Linked DNA regions of Homo sapiens: region 2 is linked to region 1. A link is an interaction called in ENCODE POLR2A ChIA-PET data of the cell type or tissue named here. Cell type or tissue: PC-3. All regions are shown on one strand. Each heading gives the region's core, and the rest is flanking DNA. Links, peaks and the distances in the headings are about the cores only.

Region 1 (15,452 bases), core at 3,865-11,864:
AGAGGAGTCAGGTGCCTGAAAATCACACCTGGGCTCTATTATCTCAGGGAAGTCTCAAATGTATAATTATGCTTTCAGGAGATAATAATTGCTAAATGTCTGCTGTCTCCAAGCACAATTCTCTATAATTTGTTATTTATGTTTGTCATCACTTTATCTGTAAATTAACTGCATGAAAGGAGAAAGATTTTTTCTTTTGTTGATGAAACAATAACATCAATTGCAGTGATATTTCTTCTTTGTTTATAGCTCCAGCACGACCAAAAACCAAACCAACCCCTATTTATGATGCCACAGGAAAACTGCTTGTGACTTCAACAACAATTACAATCAGAATGCCAATATGTTACTACAGTGATGATCATGGACCAATAAAAAATGTACAAGTGCTTGTGACAGAAACAGGAGGTATCATCACATGTCAATTTATCTTGTTAAATTGTGGAGTGTAGATTACTGAGTGCTAAAAAGAATTTAGTTCAAATTAAGATTGACTCCCAGTTATCACACACCTCTTGAGATTAATAGATTGTCAATATTATTATTAATGATACCAATCATTTCTTTGTAAATAAATAAATTATTTATTTATTTTATTTGTAAAACTTTTATAAATGTCATTTATTTATACCAATTATTTATTCTTTTTTACCTATCAAGAAAGGCACAGTTAAAATATGTGATTTATTAATTCCATATACTAGTAGATAAACATGTTTTGATTTTGGTAAGATGGAATCTTGATAGCTTCTTTGGAGGGGTGAACAAGTGAGTTACTCTTGATTGAGGGATGCTCTTTCTCTACCTGATAAATCATCCTTTATAACAGTTCCTGTAGATTCACATGTAACAGAGAAGAACAGGGTTACCTGCCTATACAGGTGGATCACTTGAATTATCTCTGGTGACTGATGTTGCATCGAGAGTCCCCTTATACAATTATAAAAACACTATTTATAATTGTAAAAATATATTCATATGTTACTTGGAATTATTGTTCTCTTTGTTTCTGAAAACAGCTCAGCATGATGGAAATGTAACAAAGTGGTATGATGCATATTTTAATAAAGCAAGGCCATATTTTACAAATGAAGGCTTTCCTAACCCTCCATGTACAGAAGGAAAGACAAAGTTTAGTGGCAATGAAGAAATCTACATCATAGGTGCTGATAATGCATGCATGATTCCTGGCAATGAAGACAAAATTTGCAATGGACCACTGAAACCAAAAAAGCAATACTTGTAAGTATAGGTTATATCTACCATGCATTCTGTTAGCAAGCTAGTTAGTATCTTTCATCCATCCATCTGCCTGTCCTTTCATCTTTCCAATAAGCACTGGATGTCCGCCACGTATAGTGACCTGATTTTTCTGGCACTAGGAATAGAAAGATAAACTGAAAATTATTCTTACATTCCATAAACATACAGTATTATAGGGGAAGCAGGCAACCCTAAGAGTAATTATGATTTGATATAAGTTACATAAAGACCATATGAAAAATGTGCTATTGGAGAACATAGGTATATAGGAGAATTTAATTCTTTCTGTAGAGGACAATGTGACTAATGTGTTTTTCACTTATTATTTTACCATCCATGCTGATGTACAGGATTTTTGAAACACTATCCTATCCTTTGATTTAACAGTGGCTTCCCTTTATGTCACTCATAACAATAACTCTCTGCTTTTTATCTCATGAATGAGTGATAGAAATATTTAATACCACCTTTAATATTTAGCTTTTTGTAGCCCCTAAAAACCCAACATTTTAAAATCAATTTGATATTTTGGCTGTATTAAATTATTTGCTAAATTGATTATCTTCCTTTTGAATTGATTATGTTATTTTTGTATTGTAAGACTACAATTTTTAAAAGAATCATCTTATCCTTGTGTGATTTTCAAAATATAATTTTTACTAGTAATTTTTTAAATGCAGGTGCTTTCATTTGTGCCTGTTAGTTAAAACATTATCAAATTCTTTACAAATATCCTAAGCCAAGTTAACATTGGAAAAATTAGAGAAATTAGGCAAATAAAAATAATGCTTTATCATCTCTATTAAATGCAATTACTTTGGTTCAAATTCTAGGTTATTGCCTGAATAGCTATACACATATGATAGTTATAAAAATGATATACTACCAAGTATCATGTTTATTCATATTTATAGTTTATTTATTTTGCATATTTGTTCCTGAAACAGACTCTTCATATAACAAATAAAATCATAAGAATTTTATAATGGTAGAGGTTCAATCATGTATTGCAACGTATTGGTTTTATGTTTTTAAATGCCCTTGTGCCTTTATTTTTAAATTAAGTAAATTTCAATTGTCTCTGAGGATCTTAGATTCTTTTTGTAATTTTTAAGCTTGATCTTCTTCTGTATCCTTTACTTCAAATGCTATGGAAGCAAAAAAGTATACAAATGCAACTGTGCACACACAGAAATAACAAACATTTTCTTAATGTGTTTATATGTGAACAAGACAAGTTCTATATCATCATTTTAATCTAATTCACTAGCATTTGCAAAAGTGATTGAGGTATAACAGTTATGCCTTTTATTTATAAATTATGTTAGTGTAACACCCTTCACAGATATCAAATCATTCCATCTAAACAAATCCTTGAAGGAGGTGAGCTGATTCAGTTGTTCAAACTGCTAACTGCTCACGAGTTTACCAAATTTTTAGCCCCTGCCTCATCAAATTCAATGGGTCAAAGTACGAGATAATTATTTGTCTCATATAAATATAGCATATATTTCTCCTGATGATGATTCCATTCCAAATTTTCATCTTGTAAATTCATTTTCTTTTGAATTAAATAAATAGTTTTTATAATTACTTCTTGAGTTATTCATAGGAAAAATCACATGATATGCAAAGTGTTGATTTTTCTTTTTTTATTTTATAGATTTAAATTTAGAGCTACAAATATTATGGGACAATTTACTGACTCTGATTATTCTGACCCTGTTAAGACTTTAGGTAAGACATTTTTGTAATTCATTTATAATCTCAACATATTTATCAAAGTTGGAACATTTATTAGTAAATGTATTAATCCATGTCTAGATGTTTTAAAATATAAACTCATTTAAATGTTAATTAGCCTCTCTAGTAATATTTGTGGGTTTTTAAAATTTTTTCTTTTAGGTTTAGGAGTACCTGTGAAGGTTTGTTACACAAACATCTGTCATCTCATCTTAACTATCCTTTAAGTTAGGTCAGTGCTTCTCAGAGGGATTTTATACCCCAGGGGATATTTGGCAAAGTCTGGAGCCATTTTTGGCTGCCATAACAGGATGGTAGTGGTGGTGGTGCATGCTACTGGCATCTAGTGGGCAAAGATTAGGAATGCTGCTAAATTTCCACAATGCACAAAACAGCCCGTAATGTCAGTGGTCCTGAGGATGAGAAACTCTGACTTAAGCCCTAATGTTGACTCCATTTTACAGATGAGGAAACCAACACCCAGATTCTTTCAGTATTTAAGTGGCTAGGCCAGGATTCCAACATTACAGAACAGGATTTCATAACATTACATTACAAATATGGGATTTAGACCTGGGTTCAAATCTTGGCTCTGTCACTTGAGAAAATAATTTAATTTCTATAAATCTGAGTTTCCTTTGTTGGGAAAATATTGATAAGAGTATCATCCTTGAGGGGTTGTTGAAGTTTTGTGTAAAACAACATATATAAATATATTAATATTTTATAGTTAGTAAATTTTTAAAGTTTAATAGCTTTTTTGGATAGGTTATAATAAAATATTTTAGAAACATTTTTATTTAGGAGAAATTATTTCTCTAGAATTTCACTGAGAGGATCACAACATTCTACATTGTTTGTGCCAGGCCCTCAAAAGCCCCAGTTTATTCGTCTTAAAGAATTGCATGAACAGGGTATTTCTGGGGCACCACTTGAAAATGTAAGACTTCATGTGTTGCCCAGATCCTGGCGAGCTGTTGCTCAGTGTATCTTGAACTGCTAATAGACTTCAGTGAGAGTTATGACTGGAGAAAGACGGATTGTCCCACCATTTTTAGCCAGAAATTCTCATTGGGTTATGGAAATACTAATTGTATAAAAAGCCAGCCTCCACAGCCTCTACATGTAGTCAAGGAAACTTTGCATCTTGAAGAAATAGAGGGGGCATGTAGTTTGCTACATAGATGTTTGTAGAGAAATAACAAATTTCTTTGGCTAAAATGTTTGTTTAATTTTATACAAATCATTGGTTTGATTAATTTTACCCAATAATTTCATCATTTTAAAGCTAGCTGATTAGTTTTGTGGTTTTGAAATTGTATCAAGTGTTTCTTCATTTGATAGGTGAGTCTATCACACTCTGATGCCACCACAGTAAAATAAATGTCTTCTTGTCATCAGCATAATTTCCTATAGGTTACAGCATTCATAAGCCATTACTTCAGCTAAGTAGTGATCCTGGTGCATTTGCCAATGGAAGGTAAAAGACCTAGACAAGATAGATAACCCATGTGTCTTAGGAGATAATATTTTATAGGAGCAGTGCTGAAAGGAGCTAGCCTTGCTGTATTGTATGATGTTGTCTTTCATCAACTTACTGGTTTCATACAGATTATTCATGGGAAGGCAACATGTTCCGTCAGTTATCTGAGAGGCAAAGTTGAGACATTCAGGGTAATGGAAATGAGAAAGAAAAGCTATAAAAGGGGGGGAGCGCCAAGCATCAGGAACCACAGTGCACAGGAGCATGATTCCTTAGATTCTGCTAAATGGCTTCTCTCTGCCCAATGATGGCCTCATCCAGCACTATAAGTAATCTCAAAGAGCTCCTCAGCAATGGTCTTCTCTTTCTTCTTTCCACTCACAGTCAAGGTGGTGGAATACAACCATTAATCCTGGAATGTAGCAGAAATACACAGTCAGGTTTTTGATTCCTTCTTTGGAAGTATAACCACTGCCACCCCAATCATCTAGGTATGAATCTTTGTGTGCTCTGGAAACAGAAGGAGTCTACAGTGAGTAAAAGATGTGTAATGAAGGACAGAGCACAGGATCCTGCCAAGACTAAGGAAGGAGGGACTGGTGAAATGTAGACTGGACACAATATATAGAAAGGCACTGGGCTGCTGAGGGATAGTGACAAGGAAGGGTCCTATGTGTCTATGATCAAATTACTCAGAGTTCAGTGTATTTTTTGTAGACCAGTGACATGATGACAGTCTTTTAGGTTGCTCCTTAGAGTGATCTTCCAGGGACTCTCTCCTGAGATACAGCAGCTTTGTTAATTGGCCTTTGCCCTACAGTGCTTATTCTGGATTGACCACATGGAGTTCTGCTATTTAGATAGTCATTTATAGCGAGTAAGACAGTGACAAGTGGAATCAAAGGAACTTGCTTGGTTTGTAATCGTTAGTTGTAGTGAAATGAGAATGCACCCCTGGAGCAGAATTCCTCAATGACTAGCAAAGCAGCCCAGCCATTTCTCTGGTTAATGGATTTAACACCATCAATTACTGTTGTCATATTTGCTTTCTACCAGACTATTGAGTGTCGTGGTTCTATGGAGATTAGAGTCACTTTCATAGGTCAAGAAACAAACAACATCCCCTAGAAGTGGTCCTGGTCCATTTGACATTGATAGAACGCTGTAGATCAGGGGTGTCCAATCTATTGGCTTTTCTAGGCCACATTGGAATAAGAAGAATTGTCTTGGACTACATATAAAATACATCAACACTAACAATAGCCGATGAACCAAAAAAAATTGTAAAACCATATCCTAATGTTTTAAGAAAGTTTACAAATTTCTGTTGGCCCACGTCCAAAGTTGTCCTGGGCCACATGCAGCCCATGAGCTGCGAGTTGGACAAGCTCGCCACAGATTCAAAAGAGTTCTTAGTAAAAGAACATTGCCAGGGAAGAAACTCTAGAAGAACTCAAAAAGAAAACAAAGTTGATCAATTCTCCAATGGTTAGTGGCAAGAATGGTTTCATGGTTGTGAGAATGAAGGCAGGCAAATAATAAAGTGCATTCATATAATACCCCTGGTGTCATCAGAAGATGACAAAGGGTGATTGAGTCCTTTTTTTCTCTCAAATATGTCATGTGTTGGGATATATGAATCATTTGCAGCAGGCTAGGGACTCAAACATTCCTGGTAAGCTGCTGAAGACATATGTGTGCATGTAATCCCAGACTACAGAGAGAAGTCTAGGTCCCATCAAGGTCATCCACCCACCAGGGGATAAGCATTCATTCACTGGTATTTTGCACACCACAGGCAATGAGCACTAAGCCGAGTTGCCTGTCTGTTGAAACTTTGGGATTTAAGAGCTTTTGCACGACTCTGTTTCCACAGACCATTGTAGTGGTAATTATGCCTCTCAGAGACGTTATTATTTGGAGTTTAAAATTAGGGGCAAAAGAATCACCATAGACTGATAATCTTAAAAATGTTTAAGTTTAGTGAAAGGGACTAATGAAAGTACAAGTGAGAGATGGCCAGGTAGAACTTCACTGGATGGATAAGTATGAGTCTGTGGAAGAGCAGTTTGCATTTAGGGAAACCTTTCTGGCCTGTAGGGATAAACAGGGAAGATAACGTATGCATTATTTTAATCCTAAATAAATACTTGAAACTTATTTGATTTCGTTTTTACTCAAGATTGAGTATTGGCATTTTTATTATCAAAATTCACAAAAAACCCTCTTAAACTTTTTGAAAAAATCTTCCCTAGGCACATCAGTTTATGGAAAGTGCTTGTAGGCAATGTTTTGATTACAAGGTTTAATTATAGAGGGATCCTGTGATTTGAAAACCAGACACCCGTTTCTGTACCTTACAGGGCTCTCATTAAAGCTGAACATGATGAAATCTTAAACCCCATGGCAAAGGCACTCTGTGATTGTTTTCTTTTGTCATAACACTTCTCATTTAATTACTATGCTAACAATGAAAAGTTCCAATGTGCTCACTTAGATTCAGAAATAGGGAGTTGCTATGTATCTTTTGCATCCAAAGGATTACTTCCCTAAAGTCACCAGAGGAACAGAGGAAGATTGTATTTTGTTAACGAGACAGTGGTAATGTGGTGGTGAACCTCACATACTCTGTAGTCAAGACAGACGTATTTCAGGCAGGCTTGGTATATATTGAATTTATGAGATTGTGGGTTAGTTACTTAAAAAATTATTTTTAAGTTCTGAAATCTTATTTCTAAAATGAGAATACTAATACTCATTTTAGAAGCTAACTAGGAGATTAAATCAGATGAATAAAATGGATGAATAAATATGAAATGTTTGTTAATAAAGATACCTGTCATTGTTTATGTACCAAGTCTTTAAGGGGTTTTACATATAAACTCATGCATCTTCACTGCAACTCTGTAACAACACCTCCTATTTACATAGCGCCAATTTCTAGGTAAGAAGTTTGAAGCATTGTGTTTTTTACTAACTTGACCAAGCTTTTTAACCATCCCAAAGGTGGTGGCAGAACCTGCTTTCAGACCCAGGCAGCGTGACCTCAGTCAGTGCTGTACTTGTAACCACTGCACACACTACCTGCAAATCACTAAGTCCCCAAGTAGCCCCCAGTTCATTACTATGGGTGATGTTTCTGCTCCCACAACCTATCTTTGCTGTACCATTTTCTCTTCTTGATAGTTTTAATTATTTCTAGCAGCTCTCTTTTCTCACACTTTGTCTTGGCTTTTGAGGTTAGTGTTCACAGATAAGCATGTGTTGCTTTTGTGTTTAGAGATATGGTTTCTTTTTATTTTTTTAACACCGAATAATGTGACTTTTCTCACACCCTAGCAAACACTTTATTAGCTACCTTTAAATTTTTTCCTGTCTGTATGGATGAAAATGATGTTCATCCCAATGGGGTGTTTTAATCTATATGTTTAAAATTTTATTGAATATTGACAAATTATACACGTATATATTTATGGGGAACAGAGTGATGCCATGATATATGTATACCATGTGCAATTATTGAATCAAGTTAATTAACAAATCCATCACCTCAAGCACTTATCATTTATTCCTCCTATCTAACTCTATTTCTTGACTTATGGAATTGAGTAACTTTTAGTAAATTATTTGCTCAGTGTTTGAATACCCTAGGTGACTAGCACTGGGCCAAAAGAGAAGATGAACTCCCTATACTTTAGTCCTGTTATAAGAACTCAATTTTTATAATAATAATAATAATAATAATAATAATAATAATAAAGAAGGAGGAAGAGGAGGAGGAGGAGGAAGGGGAGGAGGAGAAGAAGGAGAGGGAGAAATAAGGAGGAAAAGACTTTCCATTTTATATGCATCTTTATCAGGAGCCAGGCATTGTACTATGAGCTTTATATCTAATTGAATTCAAGTTTCTCCTTAGAGAATAGGCTTAAAAACAGACTTAAAAAGTTGGATACATATGCTGAATTTAAATAATGATAACTTCAGTCAGAAGATAATACTTATGAAAAATTAGTGCTTTAGAATTATGATTTGCCAAATTATAGTAGTACAATTTATTATGTAAACAGACCAATTTAATGTGATTTGTCACAGGATTTTAAGTCTAGTCAGAAATGACTTGCACCTACTACAAAAAGAAACATGTTTATATTTTTAAGTAAAAGAATTCCATTTTCTATTAAAGGATTTGGAGAAGTGACATCATTCTCTACTGTTAATGCTCTGTGGGTCCATGCATAACAGTGAATCAGAAAGTGTACTTGATAATCAGGGAACATTTTGTCCTCTCTTAGTGACACTTTTGTAATTCATGTGCCCAAAGGATTACATATTGTTTATTAATATATTATATGTCATTTCCTCATTTGGCCAGTGCTTTGAAATGGTAATCTAATCTAAAAAAAATTTTTTGTGTGGTCTATGAGAACATTTTTTTCCCACTGAGTTCTAAGGCCCAGTGATTCATTATTACCTAATAAAGAGGATTCTTTATTCATCTTCATGCCTCCTTTCCCAAGCATATCCAATTAGAGTCACCATGTGAAAATTCATAAATCAAACCGTTCGTATTTTAATGTATAAAAAAATGTACCTAAAATACTTTAGGTGATACATGCTGCTTTCTCATTTTTTAAATTTAGCAGGAGATTCTAGCAGACCATGAAGTGCTGATAACTGTTTTAAATTCAGTATTTATTCAAATCCACCATGCAGGATAGCCACAGGAACTCTTTTATATTGGTAACATTACATAAGTACCAATACAGGACAAAAAGATGAAGCATTAATACGTGCCTATTTTACACATTGGTAACCTATTTTGTCACTTGACTGTAATACTTTGTGCAGTAAAATTATAAATTATGTAACTTAAAATTGATTACAATTATAATTAGTAGTTGTGCTTAATAATTTTTATATTCTTATTTGGTTCAATGCCTGATCTTCAAACACGAACATTTTTAATCTTTTTCAAAATCAATATATTTGTTCATTAGTAAATTTAGCAAATATTTATTTAATATTTACTCTGTGCCCAGTACATCTCTCAGACCGTGGAATAGTTTTGTATAAAACAAAAACCCCTGTACTCAAGGGGGCTTACATTCTGGAGGAAAGGACAGAGAATAAATAGTAAGAATAATAAATAAGTGATTTATATGTTAAAATAAGATAAAGTTATGGAGGAAAAAAGTAGAACAGAGGGAAGAAGGAGGGGGAGGAGGAGGCAGAAAATGCAGGGAGTTGTGTCTTTCAATTTTAAATAGTGTGCTGTGTTAGTCTGCTCAGGCTGCCATCACAAAATATCATAGATGGGGTGTGTTAAACAATAGAAGTTTATTTCCTCACAGTCCAGAAGGCTAGAAATCTAGGATCAAGTTTCCTGCCCATTTGGTATCAGGTGAGGGCTCTCTTTCTGGCTTACAGATGGTTGCCTTCTTGCAGTGTTCTTACATGGCCTTTCCTTGGTGCATGGATGGAGATAGAGAAAATATGGTGGGGGGAGGAGGAGGAGAAAGGAGTGAGTGGCACACACACACACACACACACAGAGAGAGAGAAAGAGAGAGAGAGAGATGGAGAACAAGCTCTCTGTGTCTCTTCTTATAAGTCACTAATCCCATCAGATCGGGGCCTCACCCTATGGCCTCATTTAACTGTAATTCCTTTCTTACTCCAAATACAGCCACACTGGGGATTAGGGCTTCAACATATTAATTTGGGGGAAACACATGTATTCAGCCCATAATATATGATCATTGAGAAGGTATTTCAGCAAACCTTTAAAGGAAGTGAAGTGGCTACCCAGAAAGATATACAAGGCATACACACCTTTGCAGGCAGAGGAAGAAGCTGCTGCAAAAGCCATGTGTCAACAATGGCCTTGTGTTATTCATCAATAAGGAGGCTAATCTGGCTCCCTAGGAGTGAGCAAGCAAGGTGGGGACTGGAAGGGAAATCAGAGGGGTAACAGGGGACCAGACAGTTAATGAGGGACCAGATCACACATGCCACTGGAAGGATATGGGCTTTTCTCAGTGGGAGATGAGGAGGATTTTAAGCAGAGAAATAATGTTTTAAAACGATTGTCCTTGCTTGTATGTTGAAAATAGGTGGAACAAGGACAAAGGTGGATACAGGCAGACTTGCTAAGTTTTTAATTCATGCAAGACAGGATGGTGGCCTAGATCAGATTATCAGCAGCAAAGGTGGAGCAAAGTGAATGGAACATACATAAAACTAGAAAAAATGGTGTCATGAACCCCCAAATACCTACTAACTCAATTTAATAATAATTAACATTTGGCCACATTTGTTTTATTTAGACATTGTTCACTTATTTCTGAAGTAAAGTAAGTCACATAACGCATATTCCACTCCTAAATACTTTAGTATGTTTCTCTAATAAGTACATTTTTATTATATTGCTGTGATTAAACTTAACAATAAATTATTGATATTATTTAAGCTACTTGTATATACGTTTTCAAATCAGTCTTTGATTTTTTTCTTTAAAGTTAATTTATTTGAATCAGGATCCAAATAGGAATTTACACATTATCTTTGATTGTTCTGTTTCTTCTATTATTTTTTTAAAGAGCCTTCTTTTCTCCTTTCCTTCCCCCCTATGTCATAGACTCCCTGAAGCAATCAGATAGGTTGTCACGTAGGAAGTCCCATATTTTGGATCTGTCTGGTGGTTTTCTCTTGATGTCCTTTAATTTTTTTTCTTTCCACCACTTTCTTATAAATTAGAAATAAGATCTAAAGCTTTGAGTATTCGCAGTCAACATTTTTGTCAGAAGTACTTTATAGGTCTTGCTCACTAGATCAAAATACCTTCCATCAGGAAGTGTAGAATATCTGATTGTTACACGTGATGCTAAAATTGATCAGTAGGCTTGGTGGCAGCAACAGCATGATCCTTCATTGGAAAGTTGGTTTTGACCACTTATAACAAGCGTATAATCTATACAGCGATATTTTGTCATCCTGTAAATGTCCAATTCCCCATTAACTTTCCTCCTAATCATTTTAGAATACATTTATGTTTGTTACCTGAATCAACTATTTCGTTAGAAATACTGATTATTAATTTTTTTTTATTTTGAGCTGGTGTTTTGCTCTTGTTACCCAGGCTGGAGTGCAGTGGCACGATGTCGGCTCACTGCAACCTCCACCTTCCGATTTCAAGCTATTCTCCTGCCTCAGCCTACCGAGTAGCTGGGATTACAGGCGCCTGCCACCACGCCCAGCTAATTTTTGTATTTTTAGTAGAGACGGGGTTTCACCATGTTGGCCAGGTTGTCTCGAACTCCTAACCTTGGGATCTGCCTGCCTCGGCTTCCCAAAGTGCTGGGATTATAGGCATGAGCCACCGTGCCCAGCCCTGTTTATTAATTTCTAATTTTGTCACTCCTTTAACATTTATGCAGCAAAATTATCTTCTAATAATGAGCTTTATCTCCTTAACTAGGGCTATTTTTAAAAAGTCATAAAATGTAGTTCAGATAAGAAACCCAGAAAAGTATACATTTCAATTATAAATTAATTAAGAATATTTAGGCCAAGGAGATGGTCTAGTTATAGCCAGAGTTTACAAATTAGTACTTTTTTTAAACTATTGGGTACTGGGCTTGATACCTGGTTGATGAAATCATCTGTGCAAAAAGCTCCTGTGACACAAGTTTATCTTATATAACAAACATTCACATGTGGCCTCCGAATTGAAGATAAAAGTTTAAAAAAAAATCAGTATTTTTGTTATTTGTATTTCTTTTATTAAATAATCTTATTTTTTATTTCTGATCAATTTCCATTTTTATTAAATATAAGGCTTGAATTCTTCCCTCTTTGGCCAGTAGGAGCCCCTTCAGGAGGATCATTTGTTCCTTTTATACCAGTAGCCTTTTGTTAGCTTCCTAGATCTCTAGCACCATTATATGTCTTGAATTTGTTTAGTTCCTTCCTCCCACTTTGCAATTACCATCTTTCCAAAGTTACATAGTTTCTTTGGTGAAAATTACAAATATGTTGAAGATAGAGCCTACAGGATTTCCTCACATGTTTTGGATGTATTCTATGAAAGAGAGTCAAAGATGACTCCAGGGTTTTGGCCTTAGCAACTACAGTAATGGAGTGTCCATCAACTGAGAGGTGGGAGGATACAGTTGAAAGGAGGGAAGTGTACATGTTCAGTTTTGGACATATCAATTTAACATTTTAAGTATACTTCAAAATAAAGACGTCTGGTAGGCAGTTAGATATATAAGTCTGAAGTCTGGTGGATAAAAACTAAGTAGTCATCATCATATAGATGAAATTAAAACTGTGAGGCTAGATGGGCTCACACTGGGAGTGAGTTTAGATAGAAAAAGCAAGAAGACCCGGGACTGAGCCCCAAAGTTAAAAAATCTAGGAGAAGAGGAACAAACAAGCTGCTACATTTTACTAGTATTCTTCAGCAAAGAATATTTTCTTATGCCAAGATAATATTTTTTGGTAGTTTGGGATTCAAAATAAGATTCCATAATAATATTTAATGATCCTGTTATCCCTCTTCTCCAGGGGAAGGACTTTCAGAAAGAACCGTAGAGATCATTCTTTCCGTCACTTTGTGTATCCTTTCAATAATTCTCCTTGGAACAGCTATTTTTGCATTTGCAAGGTAAGATTTATTTGCGCTTACATTCCAGGATGCTTTATGGGCATTATATCAGTCATAGTCCAATCAGGAGACAGAAGCCACAACAGTTACTTGAATGGGAAACATTTTTATTTTTAATAGACAGATAAAAATGTATTTATCATGTACAATATGATACTTTAAAGTGTATATGCGTTGTGTAGTGACTAAATCTAGCCATAAAAGGAAAGAAATCCTGCCATTTGAACAGAAAACATTTAATGTAAAGAATTGTTAACTAGCAGAAATGGCTAACTACTAAAGAGAGTAAAAGAGAAATCTAAGAGTCCAGAAGTAGCAAGCAAAACAAAGCAGCTACTCTCTTTAACTTGAAGGAGAGAGGACAGTAAACAACTAAGAACTGAAAGAAGTTGTCTCCCAAGACTTACATGGAATCGCTACTTCTAGCACATGCAACCTATCACCAAACAGTGAGCAAAGAAATATGACAGAGGGAAGGGGTTGGAGCTGTTCCGTAGAAGCTACCCGTCATTATTAGATGGTAGGCAGGCTGAAATTGGTAATAGAAGCATCCCATTCTTGCTGAATGGTGTAGGTGAGCTGGTACTACTTGAGACTGTTCACGAATGGCATGGGCAGAACGTTCACTTCAGAGGCAACAAGAGCTCATCCAAGTGAGCTGCTGGGCTCTCACAATGAATAACAATAATGCAGGATTGGATCCCACAAGGGCAGTGTTTTCCTCTTCCTACTGCCTCTCAGGGTCACTCTAGTGCCCTCTATTGACAAAGCCTCACTTTCGGCCGGCTGGCAAAGGAGAAATGCAGGTTCCAGCTCCAATATCAAAGAGCACAGCAAAAAAAAGGAGGTTTGGAGATGAGAGACAACAAGGTGAAAACACAAAAGCAGAAGCTTTCAGGCCACCTACATCTTTTAAAGTAATTTGTAACTCTTATAGGTTTAATTTAAAATATCTCAATCAGGTCTAAATATTAAAGTTTATACAGAAAGAGATCTTTTTTATAGTTAGAACAACACTTGTAAAATATCCAGCTTCCTTATATGGTAGACCCCCTTCTCATGCTTACTTTCTGAACATGTCTGTGCTGAATTTTCCAAGTGTATCTTTCCATTCTCAGCATCAGCATCCTACTTCCCTTATTATTTACAGGGCCTCGTTGGAAATCTTACTTCTGACCTCAAAATCTAGCTTCTTAAGGCAGATTGCCGAGTTAAAGGGACCTTACATTTGTAAAGTAAACTTTCTACCAATTTCCTAAATAGTTCAATAGACTATTTTTATTTCAACTGAAGAATGTAGTTCTGTATTCTAAATGCCATGCATTATGGTTCATCTTGACTCTCTTAAAGCATAATTTTAATAGATAATTTGAAAGGCTCTTGAAAAAGATATTTTCTCTATACCACATAACTATTTGCAGATTTAGCCAGAAGACAGTGAGAGAGTTATCATTCGAGGCACTTTGAATGCTATAATGTGTAAAATATGGGCCTTTCCCTAAGGAGTATGGACTGGCCACATTTATGTAATTTCCCTGCTCTAAAATCTTTTCTGACTTCTCATTTCTCTACAAGATGAACTCCTTGTGTGAGTAGGAAATGGTCCTCCTTATTCCCCACAACTTGCCTACTCACTAGCTAAAGAGATCTATTCTCACCTGAACATTCCTTGGGCTTTTATACATTCTGCTTTTGTTCAGTCACCCTGAAATGTGCTTCCTCCTCCTTCTCATCCTGGGACATCCAAGTCAAATTCTACTTCTTTACCTCCTCTAAATAATAATAACTATTTATGTAACTAATCAGGCACTGTCTTATGTGTTGTAATTTGAATCTTTTTTTCTCTTTTCATGTTTTTTCTGCATTGAAATCTTGCCTCTCAACTAAATTGTAATGTCTTTGAGGGTAGGGAACATGTTTTATACTTTCCATATCATCCTTGATGTCCAACTCTTAATAAATACTAAATATTTGAAATGTGAAAGATAGAATAGCTAAACATTACTTTGTAATATACCATACTGTGTCATGGAGAAATAAGCATTTAAAGGGTTTAAGATGAAAAGAATCTGATTTGATTCTCAGATTCATGTGGCTTTTATTTTTGAACCTAAGTTTTCTGATTGTAAAGATAATATCTACTCACAATATTTTTATAAAAATTCAATAAGATAATTTGAAAATAATTTTTAAGTATTTTCATGCATGTAAAAATATTTCATATATGTGAACACAATGGGGCATTATCTGTTAGCAATACTATTGATAGCATTGAACTATTTTCACTTTGGCATA
Region 2 (15,452 bases), core at 4,386-12,385, 180 kb before region 1:
TTTGCAAAAGACTGTCTTATTTGGGAAGTGGTGACTGAGCACACAGTTACAGATGTGACTCCTGGTGTAATATATAACATCATGGTACACAGAATAAGAGGCAACCTTGGAGGATGTGGCATGTTTACCAGGGTTGTTGCAGGTGTGCAAATTCTCTTTGATATTTAAGAAATTCACATTTCTGTTATATATTGTATTGTTCAAGATAAAATTTCAATAGAATTTTTTGAAATTTGAAAACTTACAGTCTATAGACTATTTGAGAGGATGAAAATGCTCATTTTAGTGGGCTGTTCTGCAGATTTTTTTTTTTTTTTAATAAGACAGAGTTTTGCTCTTGTTGCCCAGGCTGGAGTGCAATGACGCGATCTCGGCTCACTGCAACTTCTGCCTCCCGGATTCAAGCAATTCTCCTGCCTCAGGCTCCTGAGTAGCTAGATTACAGGCACACACTACCACACCTGGCTAATTTTTGTATTTTTAGGAGAGACGGGGTTTCACCATGTTGGTCAGGCTGGTCTCAAACTCCTGACCTCAGGTGATCCACCCACCTTGGCCTCCCAAAGTGCTGGGATTACAGGCATGAACCACTGCGCGTGGCCTGTTCTGCAGATTTTCGACATAACATGTGAAATATAAATTGAATAAAACATTATTTGACACACAGTGATCAATAAATGAGGTTAATATTATATTCAGTTTCACACCGAATTAGAGATCTAGCCAGTGGAATTATGTGGTATATTTGGGATCATCTATTCTCCTAAAAATGTGTTCTTTGTCTTTGACATCCTAATATGTGTTATACACATGAAAAAGCATAGTCTTATGATATCCACAGCATAGTAAAGAATACAAGTATGGAAACACATGTAGTATAAGTCAGTGCAACAGGCGAAGCAATGGAAGTATGTCCAAACTTATTGTAGTTGCACAGAAGAGGGAAAGATTAGCCCTACAAACGCAATAGAGAAAGCTCTTTGGGGCTGGTAATGTCTGTAAAAGGATTAGGAATTTGCTAATCAGACTAGAGAGCATATGGAGTGTGTGAAAAGGAGGACTCCCAGAGGTAGGGAACAGCCCATGCAAAACTATGGAGGTGTAAATGAATATGCTGTATTTGTGGAACTATAAGCAATTCAATATTGAAATATTTTGTTGTTTTTTAATATATAAAGAGAATAAAATCCTATCCTGAGTAATTTAGAGAGTAATTTTTAAATCCAAAGGAAGCTGTGAAGCCTATGAATATTTTAAATTTTTCAAAAAAGAACAAGATTGCAAGAGTAACACATGAGAATTACTCTTAAGTGATCTTGAAAGCTATGGATTGGACAACCGACCCGAAGGTCCCAGACATATGGTGGTAATTCAGGGTATGGGTAATTATTATTTGGCTGTCAACACTTTCTTAGTTTCTTATTTTTACTGTAGCAAATTATCACAAGATAGTGGCTTAAAATAACTCAAATGTGTTATCTCATAGTTCTGTAGGTCATAAGTCCAACATACTTCTCTCTGGTTGAATCAAGGTTCTCGTAGGGCTGTGTTCCTTTTTGGAGATTCTAGGAGAGAATAAGTTCCTTGCTCATTCAAGTAGTTTGCAGAATTCAGTTCCTTGTGGTTGCAGAACTGAGGTCATTATTTCCATGGTGGCTGTCAGCTGACAGTTGTTTCCAGATTTTAGAGGATGGCTCATTCCTCGACTTGTGATCCTCTTCCTACACCCAATAAAGGAGGGTTGAGTGCCACTCGGGCTTCAAAGCTCCCCTTTCCCCCCATCATATATGACTCTTCTGACTTCCTCTTTTACTTTTATGGGCTGTTATGATTAGATCGGGACTACCAGGATAATCCAGTTTTGATCTCTGTTTATAGTTTATAATCTTAATTCCATCTGCAAAGTGCCTTTTGCCATGTAACACAACATATTCACCGTTCCAGGGTTTAGCATTTGGGCATCTTTTGTGGGGGTGGGCCTTACTTATACTGCTTAACACATACACTATTATTCTCCTAAATGTGATATATATGTGATAATGCAAAACAAGGAATAAATTTAGAATTCATATACCAGCTTTACTCCAGGATTTGACACTGGTTAGCTGAGTACTACTGGGCAAGTTACCTGATGTCTTTGGGTATCAAGTTTCTGAGAAATTTAAATTAGATGACCTCTGAGATTCCTTTTGACTCATACACATTCTCCTAACACTTTGCACATTTTTGTTCTATTTCTACAGATAATCTATGACTTACAATGCCACAATTTTTCTACTTTACAATGATGCAGAAGCAATATGCATTCGGTACACTCCTCAACTTACATTGGGGTTACATCTGATAAACCCAGCATAGGTGGAAAATGTCACATCAATTATGATGGGTTATCAGGATATAACCCCATTGTAAGTTGAGGAGTATCTGTGTATATTAATAGATACTATATACCTTATCTACTTCTAAAAAGCAAATGTGTTAAATCATGTGTCAAATGTCTTTTACTACAGAGTATTATGATAGGTAATGTATACAATCGAACACACTAAAATGGGACCCATTCTAGAGGTTTTAGTCTGTGGCAGCGTTTCTCAGCCTCACCACTATTGATATTTTGGGCTGAGAGATTCTCCTTTGTGAGGATGTGTCTTGTTAATTGCAGGATGTTTAGCAGCATCCCTGGCCTCTACTCACCAGATGCTAGTAGGATCTTTCCAATTGAGCCAATCAAAATTTTTGTTAGAAAATTGCTGCAAGTCCCCTATGTGGCAAATCACAACTAGTGGTAAATGCAGATATATTTAGTTAGATACAAAGATCAAATAGATCATTGAGCAAAGACTGAAGAAAAAATATGAAAAATTATTTTGTTTATACATAGGTAAAGGAAAGAGTGCAGTTAGTGTGAGTGGCAGGATTTGCTCCCTTAGAGAAAATTTTGTCAGAGGAAAAAGTGACCAAGGTGGTATCAATATCAGGAAAGTTTCATAAAAGATACAGAATGTTTGTTTTCATTTTACTTAAAGAAAAGAGAGCTTTATAAAATAGTAGGAACTTGATGTTCTGGTCGCCTAGTGTGGTTTAGGTGATGGTTTTGAGAGATTGCAGGTAAGTAATTGAAGTCCCTGTTAAAACAGCACAGTGACTTAAGAGATGAGTATAAGAAGAGGAAATGGGAAAAGATGGTAATCTGGGTTCCCTGGTGGAGGTCTCCAGAGCAGGAAGACATCTTGCTGTCCTAGTTTTTATAAACAGAAGAGCAGTGATGATGGAGCAGTGCTTGGGGATCCATTTTGAGCAAAGCATTGAGTGGATATGAGGAGGGGGCTAAGCTGAGAAATGAAGAACAGGTAACATGATGGTTTGACTAAGAGATGACCAGGGCTTTTAGAGAAAAATAGTAGAAATAGCAAGAGACTATTAATCATAGCTTACATTTAGTACTTAGTTCTTACTATGTTCAAGGCAGTCTTCTAAGCACTTCACATGTATTAACTTATTTTATTTTCACAACAATGTGTGAGGTGTTATTATACCCATAGAGATGAGGCTGGTGAGGTATGGAGATATTAAGTATTTTGCTTAAAGTCTTGTTTATATGGCAGAGTCAGGATTTGAACCCAGCAATCCAACTCTAGGGCCTGTGCCCAGTGTCTGTATTAAAAATTGATTTTTACACCCTGGTGACATCCGATATAATGCTGACTTTTTAGAGGATGTTTATTTTATTTATAATTTATTCATAGCCTATTTCTAAAATATGAGGAAGCTACAGGCACTTGATAAGTATACATTGCCCTGGTATGGGACATATTTAGACTGAATCCCTTAAGCCAAAATTAGAGGTCACTTCAAATAATAATCATAGGCTTGAAAGAAAAATTATAGATCATCTAATTTTGTGGTTGAATCTATTTTAAAGTATTAATTAATTCATTTAGGATTTTTAAACCAGCTGTTATTTGTAAGCCACTTTGTGAAAGTTAGAGGAGCACACAGTTATCATAGTGATTGAAAACTTGAAGACTTTGCCTCTGGGTCTAAATCCTGGCTCTACCATTTACCCATTAGCTATGGGACCTGTTGGAATTACTTAAATTCTTTGTTCCTCACTTTTAAATGTCAATAATAGTATTCCTGGTGTTGTTGCAAGTGTTACATAAAACAATATATGAAAGTGCTTAGCACAGTGCATAGTGTGTCATAAACTTAGTAGGAGTTAGTTCTTTTTATTTTGTAAGTCTGCTGCTTGTACATCTCATTATCTGTCATAGAATACATTATGTCCGATCTATAATTTAATCACAGAAAAATTAAAATGTGAGATTTAAAACTTATCAGATACAGTGTTAGTGCAGAGAAAATATAAAGTTAACAATGATGATGAAACTTTTAAAGTCTTAGCATTTTATTTTAAAATATCTGCCCATTGTAGTCTTTTGCTTTCTTGATACCATTTTGATAGGTCTGACTCTTTTTTAATGTTCTGAGATATGTAAGATTTTGTATATATTGGATGTCTTCCCAACTCTGTTGAGCTGTTTCCTTTATAGACAAAGACCATGGGATCTTATTTCTCAGCTTCTCAAAATAAAATTTAGGTAAATTCACTGAAATGCCAAGGAAAAACTTAAGAGATGCTGTAGTAGTTAAAGCTGTACTGTCCAATATGTAGTGTTTGGCAGCATGTGGCTATTTAATCTTGGAATATGGCCAGTCCAAATTCAGAGGTACTGTAAATTTAAAATGTATGTGAAATTTCAAAGAGTTAGTATGAAAAAAATTAATGTAACCACTTCAATAATTTTATAGTAATTATATGTGAAATAATGCTTTTGATATATTGGGTTAAATAAAATACATTATTAAAATTATCTTACATGTTTCTGTTTACTTTTTAAATGTGGCTACTAGAAAATTCAAAACTGCATGTGTGGCTCACGTTATAGTTTTATTGGACATTGATGGTTTAGAGAATCACAAGATATATTAGGATATCTGAGGCTTTAAAATACACTGCAATAAAGAAAGCTGCTTAACTTAAAAAGAACTTATTTGACAAAGTGGTTTGATTACAGAACATCTATTAAGCTCTAATGATATAAGGTTCTGAGGATTAATTTTTAGGAAATTAAAGTCTGGAAGAAACACGTAAATAAACCTAGAATTCCTTTTGCTTGCCCTAATTAAGTTGAATATGAAATGTTTTTTTTCCTCTTAAAACTCCAAACATTTCAACTTCCCAATGTTATTTTTATTGGTTAGTAAGAATTAGGTTGAGAATAGTATTTTTGTTTTTTGGTTTCCTATTTTTTGAGAGATTAAATTCCATGGAGAATAAATTATATATTTATTATGGAGTCTATTTTCAGTTAGTTGAACCTTCTAGCTCTTAACCAGAAAGCTGCACTCTTTCATAATGATTTAAGCATTGCTGTAGATCCTCTACCTTTTTCTGAGTGCAAGCTTTCCTCCTCTCGGCCTAGACTACCATGATTTCCTACTAATTAGCTTCCTGCTGCCATTTTTGCCTTGCTCTAATTTATATCCCATATTTCAAAATTATATTTTTAAACAAAAAACAAGCCCTGTTGCTTTCCTGCTTAAAATTCTTCAGTGGCTTCCCATTGAATTTAGGTAAAAAACCCTAAAATCTCTAGTATGACCTACATGATCATCAGTCTGTTCCCCTTTCTTTTTTGATCCCAGAATCTCAGTCTGGCTTTCCTCAGTTACTCCAATCCTTTTTCATTTCCAGGACTTCCATACACTTTGCTATTTGGAAAGGCCTTTACCAAACTCTTGTGAAGATTCCAGGCCTTCCCTCTTGATCAGATTGGCAATTGTCCAGACCAATATATTTTTCTTTGTCTTGGTGAGACATAGTTCATTCCTAAGCAAGGGTTCTTCAGTCCAGGAAACCACATCCCATTTCACTGCCATCCCAGTAACTAGTGCTTCACTTCTCACATCTTCCTTTTTCTTCCAAAGTCTTATTCCATATCTTCATTAGTTTCTTGTCTAAGACTTCATAGATACTAGTTACTCTCTGGGGTCCCTGAAGCAATAGTATTAACCCTCACACAAATCAGTAAATGTGAGTAGTAGTTGGTTAGACGGATCAGTCATGGTAGATTTTTGTGTATTTTAATGTAGCAGATAGGAGATTCAAGCTTTTTTTCTCTCAAGCTTGAGAATACAGAGGGCATAGGTCTGGCTTACCTTGTAAAAAATGCCAGCAGCTAACAATGAAATTCTACCCAACACAGGCTGGGTATTTCTCTGATTTTTTGCCTTGGGTTTACAGTATTCCTAGAGTTACCAGAAAACTATAGTGGACAATTAGCGGTGGATGCCAAGAGAATGCTTGGAACTTTGAGAATGTTGGGGTGGACATTAATCAATTGATATAAGCTTTGGGTATGGAGGACAACGTTATGTTATAATCATTAGAAGAAATTTCAAAGGCGATAAAGAAAAACTATTTCAGAAACGCTCTTCCCTGAAACACCAAGAAAGTGACCTATTATGTTAATATTTTTGTTATATGCAATGTGCCCTGTTAGTTTTGTTAGAAAATGTACATTTTATTATATCCATTTTCAAATCGTTTCTGGTAGTGGGGTTTTAAAATGATAAATGAGGTTCAAAATTAATTCCAGCCTCCTTTCTTTTAGAAACAGTGTTAGATTGAATCTGCATCAGGCGTGTTTTCACATGCTTGGCTTCATAATCTCTCTTCCTCCCCCTATATTGTTTGCCTGGAATCTGCACTAAAGATAAGGCAGAGTGCAAACCTGACTCATTGGCAACCAATCAGAAGAACTTTATGTGGAAAACTCCCTTCGAGGAGGTACAGGCAGCATGAACAAAATTTTTGAAAAAGTGGAAGCAAAGGTAGAAAAATATGGTTGAAATGGCTAAAACAATTGGTACTTGTTTTAAAACTATATTTCATTTCTGATATGAAACCTTATCTTTTCTTTTAAAGAAACACCTAACAAAATATTTATCAGATCAGCACCACAGTAAAGGGAAAAAGACATTAAAAATTAAAAAAGATAAAATAACAAATATTTATCAGAAATGCTCACCCTTCAAAAAATCTGGAAGATTTTGATTATATATTTTTCCAATTATCTTCTGTTTGGTAAATTTCCAAGTAATTGGATAAATAGTTTATATTTACTTTGTTTTAAAATGACTCAAATTTTCAATTAGAGCATAAGCTTTCAAAAACAATCTGGTCAACTAGCAGACTTTTAGCAAATAAGACATATTTCAGAAACAGAAAATTAATTGTTATATTATTTATGATAGTTATACCTAAAACCTAGGTGTTGTTAAATATTTACATGTTTAACACCCAAGTATACTTAGAGATCATTTATTGTACTCAGTGATTTCTAACAACATGATTATTTTGGAACTTGAACCTATACTATTTGTTTTCATTTTTTTGAAACTTTAGGAGAATAACTTTATTTTAAACCTCTATTTTTCAATATCAGAACCAGAACAACCTGAGAAACTTAGAGCCTTCAATATTTCCACACATTCCTTTTCTCTGCACTGGAGCCTACCCTCTGGTCATGTGGAAAGGTATCAAGTGGATCTTGTTCCTGACAGTGGCTTTGTTACTATCAGAGATCTTGGAGGTGGAGAATATCAGGTATAGTTTTCATTATTGTACTTGCCGAGCCTACTTGTATTTATATTTTGCTCCTAATAGGAAAGTTCTTTATTTTATGAAACCCATCTACCACAAAAACTTACTCCTTGTTGGGTTTTTGAAAGCATAAGTTGAAGACAAAAACGTTGATGTCAAACTGATGAGTGTTAAGTTTCAGCATTGGTGGACTGTTACCTTAGCAACATCTATGCTGCTTTTTTTTTTTTTTTTTTTTTTTAAGTTCACCCTGAACCTACAGCCAGTCATCCAAGGGTTCATGAATAGTTTAACAAAGAAAAGGCAGAGCTATTGAGTAATATGGGCTCATTAATTGTGTACTTGCCAGAAGGATCTGTCTTTAAATCATTAATGCAGGCAACATTTCTCTCTAGAGCCATCAATGTGATTCTACTGGCTGAAAAATGTAATAAAGATGGATTTTCTTATCATTTTTCTTTTACTTTTTATTGGGACTTCAGAGACACAGGTATTTCGTATACACTCTTTAAAAACAAGGGCTAAGTCATGGGCTGTAGATTTCTCAAGACTTGAATAGTTGTTCCTTGTGACAGTGAACTAGGATAGATAGAAATGCTGACTTAGGCTGTGATAACGCAGTACGTTTTGTAAGTTTTTATTTTAAAGTCATTTGGTAAAAAGTTATATAACATATTTGTATCTTACAATAATATGGAACTTATTGTGATGTTATAAACAGTGCAGAGTTATATAGTGAAGAGTTAATTTTTGTTATAGTGATAGATTTATTTTAGCTTGCTTGCTTTCCAGAAAGAATTTTAATGCAACTATTTGTTTGTGGTGTTCTAGGTTGATGTTTCCAATGTCGTTCCTGGTACTAGGTACGATATAACCATCTCTTCAATTTCTACAACATACACCTCACCTGTTACTAGAATAGTGACAACAAATGTAACAAGTGAGTATATGTTTTAAATTACTTTGTAAGTAAAGTATTTGGAGTCAGTATAATTCTACTGGATGGAAATACTTATACTGGCAACATGTACATTAAATTCATGAAAACAGTGTAGAATAAGGCAAAATGGAAACAAGAAAGTGATCTGCTTAGAACCTGCATTCTGCTGTTTCTTCAGCTTCCTTTACTTTCAAAGTGCAAAGATAATTACTCTATACTTGTTTGTGAAATAGATCAGAGAGACTGTTAATGCTAACATTTAAATAATACAGAACCATGAAAATGAACTGGCTACATTTGCTCAGGAAGGATTATTCCATTTGTAAGATTATTTCTTGTTTTCTTAGTTTTTCTGTGTAAGCCTTGCGTAAGTGAATTTCTTTTAAAAATGATTTGGCAACAAAAGTATATTCGGCATGTAGTATTTATTTAGTAGCATTCCATTTTTCACATTCTTATAAAGGAATGCTTTTGGTATTCCACATAGTATTTTTTTAATAGTAACAGAGCTGTAGGGAGTGTGAACTCATATTGCTCTTTGGAAATTTCAAATTTTACATTTATAAATACTGTTATTATGTATTTTTGTGAAAATGCAATAATTATTTGACCTTTTAACAAAATGGATTTTTTAAAAATAGAACCAGGGCCTCCAGTCTTCCTAGCCGGGGAAAGAGTCGGATCTGCTGGGATTCTTCTGTCTTGGAATACACCACCTAATCCAAATGGAAGGATTATATCTTACATTGTCAAATATAAGGAAGTTTGTCCGTGGATGCAAACAGTATATACACAAGTCAGATCAAAGCCAGACAGTCTGGAAGTTCTTCTTACTAATCTTAATCCTGGAACAACATATGAAATTAAGGTAATTATTTTGTGTATGACTACTTAGTGTTCAAACATTTCATTCATTTTAAAAGTGTGGGAGGTTTTTCTCACCTTGTCAAGCCTTTACAGCTGAATACAGTCAGTGACTGACAACGTTCACAGTCATGGCCTCACACCCACCTGAGATTTTAAAACTTGGTAAAATGTTATTGTGTCTTTTCATTTCAATTTTATGCATATTTATATATTACCTATTTCATTTTTTCTATGAATATTTTTGCATATATTTATATACATGTATGAATATAATACAATACTCTAGGAAATAAAAATTATGTAAAGTTAAAGAAGGAAAACTTAAATGCAAACAAGAGGCCAGGGTAGTTTGAATGCAGGTATGTAAACCACAGGATGTTACACAGTTATTAAAAATTGACTTGCAAACTTTATTCTCCAAATTCCTAGAAACCACAGTAAAAAGGGCAATAAATCTGTTATACAATTTACGTATGAAAATTGTATAATAATTGCATATGGGAGCTCAAGTTTTTTTTTTTTTTGGTGCTTTAGACTGGAAAGAAAGTCTTCGTTGAAGGATTAATAGCTGCAGGACTGGATTTTGTAAACTTCTTTCCATAACAGTAAAATAATAAAAGTATACTTAGTAAAAATAATTTTGCCAGGTTTTGAGATATTGTGGTCTAAGAACATGGCCTTGTTCTGTATATAAAATTTAGACTCCAATGAAATGTCTTTTTTTTAAATTATTTTTGATTCAGGGGACATGTGTGCAGGTTTGTTACGTGGGTATATTGTGTAATGGTGGGGTTTGGGCTTCTAGTATACCCATCACCCAAATAGTAAACATTGTACCCAATAGGTAATTTTTCAATCCTCACCCTCTCCTACCCTCCCCATTTTTGAAATCCCGTGTTTATTATTTCCATTGTTATGCCCATGTGTACTCATAGCTCCCACTTGTAAGTGAGAATGTGTGGTATTTGATTTTCTATTTTTGAATTATTTCACTTAGGATATGTTCTCCAGCTCCATCCATGTTGCTGCAAAGAACATGATTTTATTTTTTATGCCTGCATAGTATTCCATGGTGTATATATACCACATTTTCTTTACCCATATGATAGATACTTAGGTTGATTCCATGACCTTGCTATTGTGAATAATGCTGTAATAAACATGAGTGATGGTGTCTTTGTGATACAATGATTTCTTTTCCTGGATAGATACATAGCAGTGAGATTGCTGGGTTGAATACGGTAGATCTATTTTCAGGTCTTTGAGAAATCTCCGTACTGTTTCTCATAGAGGTTACATTTCTAGCAACAGTGTATTAGTGTTCCCTTTTCTCTGCATCCACACTGCCATCTGTTTTTTTGACTTTTTAATAGTAGCCATTCTGATTGGTATAAGATGATGTCTCATTGTGGTTTTAATTTACATTTCTTTGATAATTCCTAATGTTGAGCATTTTTTATATACTTACTGGCCACTTGTGTGTCTTCTTTTGAGAAATGTCTGTTTATGTTTTTTGTCCACTTTTTAATGGGGTTTTTCTCCTTGTATTGTTTTCATTCCTTGTAGATTCTGGATATCCATCCCTTGTTGGAAGCATAATTTGCAAATATTTTCTCCAGCTCTGTAGGTTTTCTGTTTACTCTGTTAATTATTTCCTTTGCTGTGCAGAAGCTTTTTAGTTTAACTAAGTCCCATTTAAGTCTATTTTAGTTTTTGTTGCATTTGCTTTTGATGTCTCAGTCATAAATTATTTGCCTAGTCCAATATCCAGAAGAGTTTTACCTAGTTTTTCTTACTAGTATTTTTATAGTTTCAGGTTTTATATTTAAGTCCTTAATCCAGAATGTGCTAATTTTTGTATATGCTGAGAGCTAAGGATCCAGTTTCATTCTCTTGGATATGGCCAGCCAGTTTCCCCAGCACCATTTATTGAACAGAATATCCTTTCCCCATTGTTTATTTTTGTCAACTTTGTCAAAAATCAGTTGGTTGTAGGTATGTGACTTTATTTCTGGGTTTTCTATTCTCTTCCATTAAAGTATATCTGTATTTTTCTATCAGTACTGTGCTATTTTAGTTACTATAGCTTTGTAGTATAATTCGAAGTCAGGTAATGTGATGCCTCCAGATTTGTTCTTTTTGCTTAGGATTGCTTTCATTATTTGGGCTCTTTTTTGGTTTCATATGAACTTTAGGATTGCTGTTCTAATTCTGTGAAAAATTACATTGCTAATTTCATAAGAATTGTGTTGAATCTGTAGATTTCTTTGGGTGGTATGGTATGTTGATTCTTCCAATCCAAGAGCATGGAATGTTTTTCCATTTGTTTGTGTCATCTCTAATTTATTTCATGAGTGTCTTGTAGTTCTCCTTGTAAAGATTTTCACCTCCTTTGTAAAATGTATTCCTAGATATTTTATTTTTTTTGTGGCTATCGTAAATGGGATTGAATTCTTGATTTCATTCTCAGCCTGAATGTTATTGGTGTATAGAAATTCCACTTATTTTTGTACACTGAATTTGTATCCCAAAACTTTATTGAAATTGTTTATCAAGTCTAGGATTATTATTTTTGAGTTGTCGTTAGAGTTTTCTAGATATACAATTGTGTCATCAGTGAACAAAGATAGTATGCTTCCTGTTTTCCAATTTGGATGCCTTTTTAAAATTATTGTACTTTAAGTTTTAGGGTACATGTGCACAATGTGCAGGTTAGTTACATATGTATACATGGGACATGCTGGTGTGCTGCACCCACTAACTCGTCATCTAGAATTAGGTATATCTCCCAATGCTATCCCTCCCCACTCCCCCCACCCCACAACAGTCCCCAGAGTGTGATGTTCCCCTTCCTGTGTCCATGTGTTCTCATTGTTCAATTCCCACCTATGAGTGAGAATATGCGGTACTTGGTTTTTCGTTCTTGCGATAGTTTACTGAGAATGATGATTTCCAATTTCATCTATGTCCCTACAAAGGGCATGAACTCATCATTTTTTATGGCTGCATAGTATTCCATGGTGTATATGTGCCACTTTTTCTTAATCCAGTCTATCATTGTTGGACATTTGGGTTGGTTCCAAGTCTTTGCTATTGTGAATAGTGCCGCAATAAACATACGTGTGCATGTGTCTTTATAGCAGCATGATTTATAGTCCTTTGGGTATATACCCAGTAATGGGATGGCTGGGTCAAATGGTATTTCTAGTTCTAGATCCCTGAGGAATCGCCACACTGACTTCCACAATGGTTGAACTAGTTTACAGTCCCACCAACAGTGTAAAAGTGTTCCTATTTCTCCATATCCTCTCCAGCACTTGTTCTTTCCTGACTTTTTAATGATTGCCATTCTAACTGGTGTGAGATGGTATCTCATTGTGGTTTTGATTTGCATTTCTCTGATGGCCAGTGATACTGAGCATTTTTTCATGTGTTTTTTGGCTGCATAAATGTCTTCTTTTGAGAAGTGTCTGTTCATGTCCTTCACCCACTTTTTGATGGGGTTGTTTGTTTTTTTCTTGTAAATTTGTTTGAGTTCATTGTAGGTTCTGGATATTAGCCCTTTGTCAGATGAGTAGGTTGTGAAAATTTTCCCCCATTTTTTGGGTTGCCTGTTCACTCTGATGGTAGTTTCTTTTGCTGTGCAGAAGCTCTTTAGTTTAATGAGATCCCATTTGTCAATTTTGTCTTTTGTTGCCATTGCTTTTGGTGTTTTAGATGTGAAGTCCTTGCCCATGCCTATGTCCTGAATGGTAATGCCTAGGTTTACTTCTAGGGTTTTTATGGTTTTAGGTCTAACATTTAAGTCTTTAATCCATCTTGAATTGATTTTTGTATAAGGTGTAAGGAAGGGATCCAGTTTCAGCTTTCTACATATGGCTAGCCAGTTTTCCCAGCACCATTTATTAAATAGGGAATCCCTTCCCCATTGCTTGTTTTTCTCAGGTTTGTCAAAGATCAGATAGTTGTAGATATGCGGCATGATTTCGGAGGGCTCTGTTCTGTTCCATTGATCTATATCTCTGTTTTGGTACCAGTACCATGCTGTTTTGGTTACTGTAGCCTTATAGTATAGTTTAAAGTCAGGTAGTGTGATGCCTCCAGCTTCGTTCTTTTGGCTTAGGATTGACTTGGCGATGTGGGCTCTTTTTTGGTTCCATATGAACTTTAAAGTAGTTTTTTCCAATTCTGTGAAGAAAGTCATTGGTAGCTTGATGGGGATGGCATAGAATCTATAAATTACCTTGGGCAGTATGGTCATTTTCACGATATTCATTCTTCCTACCCATGAGCATGGAATGTTCTTCTTTTGTTTGTATCCTCTTTTATATTTCATTGAGCAGTGGTTTGTAGTTCTCCTTGAAGAGGTCCTTCACGTCCCTTGTAAGGTGGATTCCTAGGTATTTTATTCTCTTTGAATCAATTGTGAATGGGAGTTCACTCATGATTTGGCTCTCTGTTTGTCTGTTATTGGTGTATAAGAATGCCTGTGATTTTTGTACATTGATTTTGTATCCTGAGACTTTGCTGAAGTTGCCTATCAGCTTAAGGAGATTTTGGGCTGAGACGATGGGGTTTTCTAGATATACAATCATGTCATCTTCAAACAGGGACAATTTGACTTCCTCTTTTCCTAATTGAATACCCTTTATTTCCTTCTCCTGGCTAATTGCCCTGGGCAGAACTTCCAACACTATGTTGAATAGGAGTGGTGAGAGAGGGCATCCCTGTCTTGTGCCAGTTTTCAAAGGGAATGCTTCTGGTTTTTGCCCATTCAGTATGATATTGGCTGTGGGTTTGTCATAGATAGCTCTTATTATTTTGAGATACGTCCCATCAATACCTAATTTATTGAGAGTTTTTAGCATGAAGCATTGTTGAATTTTGTCAAAGGCCTTTTCTGCATCTATTGAGATAATCATGCGGTTTTTGTCTTTGATTTTGTTTATGTGCTAGATTACATTTATTGATTTGTGTATATTGAACCAGCCTTGCATCCCAGGGATGAAGCCCACTTGATCATTGTGGATAAGCTTTTTGGTGTGCTGCTGGATTCCATTTGCCAGTATTTTACTGAGGATTTTTGCATCGATGTTCATCAAGGATATTGGTCTAAAATTCTCTTTTTTGGTTGTGTCTCTGCCTGGCTTTGGTATCAGGATGATGCTGGCCTCATAAAATGAGTTAGGGAGGATTCCCTCTTTTTCTATTGATTGGAATAGTTTCAGAAGGAATAGTACCAGTTCCTCCTTGTACCTCTGGTAGAATTCGGCTGTGAATCCGTCTGGTCCTGGACTCTTTTTCGTTGGCAAGCTATCGCTTATTGCCACAATTTCAGAGCCTGTTAGTGGTCTATTCAGAGAGTCAACTTCTTCCTGGTTTAGTCTTGGGAGGGTGTATGTGTCGAGGAATTTATCCATTCCTTCTAGATTTTCTAGTTTATTTGCATAGAGGTGTTTGTAGTATTCTCTGATGGTAGTTTGTATTTCTGTGGGATCAGTGGTAATATCCCCTTTATCATTTTTTATTGCATCTATTTGATTCTTCTCTCTTTTCTTCTTTATTAGTCTTGCTAGCGGTCTGTCAATTTTGTTGATCCTTTCAAAAAACCAGCTCCTGGATTCATTAATTTTTTGAAGGGTTTTTTGTGTCTCTATGTCCTTCAGTTCTGCTCTGATTTTAGTTATTTCTTGCCTTCTGCTAGCTTATGAATGTGTTTGCTCTTGCTTTTCTAGTTCTTTTAATTGTGATGTTAGGGTGTCAGTTTTGGATCTTTCCTGCTTTCTCTTGTGGGCATTTAGTGCTATAAATTGCCCTCTACACACTGCTTTGAATGCGTCCCAGTGATACTGGTATGTTGTGTCTTTGTTCTCGTTGGTTTCAAAGAACATCTTTATTTCTGCCTTCATTTTGTTAGGTACCCAGTAGTCATTCGGGAGCCGTTGTTCAGTTTCCATGTAGTTGAGCGGTTTTCAG

The links. ChIA-PET counts read pairs that join two places held together with the same protein. Peaks named below come from ENCODE experiments on the same cell type or tissue, not always from the same donor. Only the 100,000 strongest peaks of a DNase experiment are listed, where the experiment ranks them.
Region 2: POLR2A ChIA-PET joins it to region 1 with 11 read pairs; 2 of 35 experiments call an interaction of 5 or more read pairs at or near these places.

What each region holds. Positions count from the first base shown.
Region 1 is chr12:80,619,135-80,634,586 of GRCh38, forward strand. It overlaps PTPRQ (protein tyrosine phosphatase receptor type Q), which reads left to right. Exons shown (of 45, transcript NM_001145026.2): 31 at 250-408; 32 at 1,020-1,242; 33 at 2,927-3,000; 34 at 13,058-13,157. The region is part of intron 1 of LOC105369867 (a long non-coding RNA gene); the gene reads right to left. Among named protein-coding and RNA genes, the nearest start is that of MYF6, 81 kb to the right of the region's middle. RefSeq lists an enhancer at 13,545-14,107. In PC-3, for the core only: no CTCF peak of the experiment used is centred there; no DNase peak of the experiment used is centred there.
Region 2 is chr12:80,436,241-80,451,692 of GRCh38, forward strand. It overlaps PTPRQ (protein tyrosine phosphatase receptor type Q), which reads left to right and starts at 7,995. Exons shown (of 45, transcript NM_001145026.2): 1 at 7,995-8,159; 2 at 8,501-8,609; 3 at 9,251-9,477. The coding sequence starts at 8,106. In PC-3, for the core only: no CTCF peak of the experiment used is centred there; no DNase peak of the experiment used is centred there.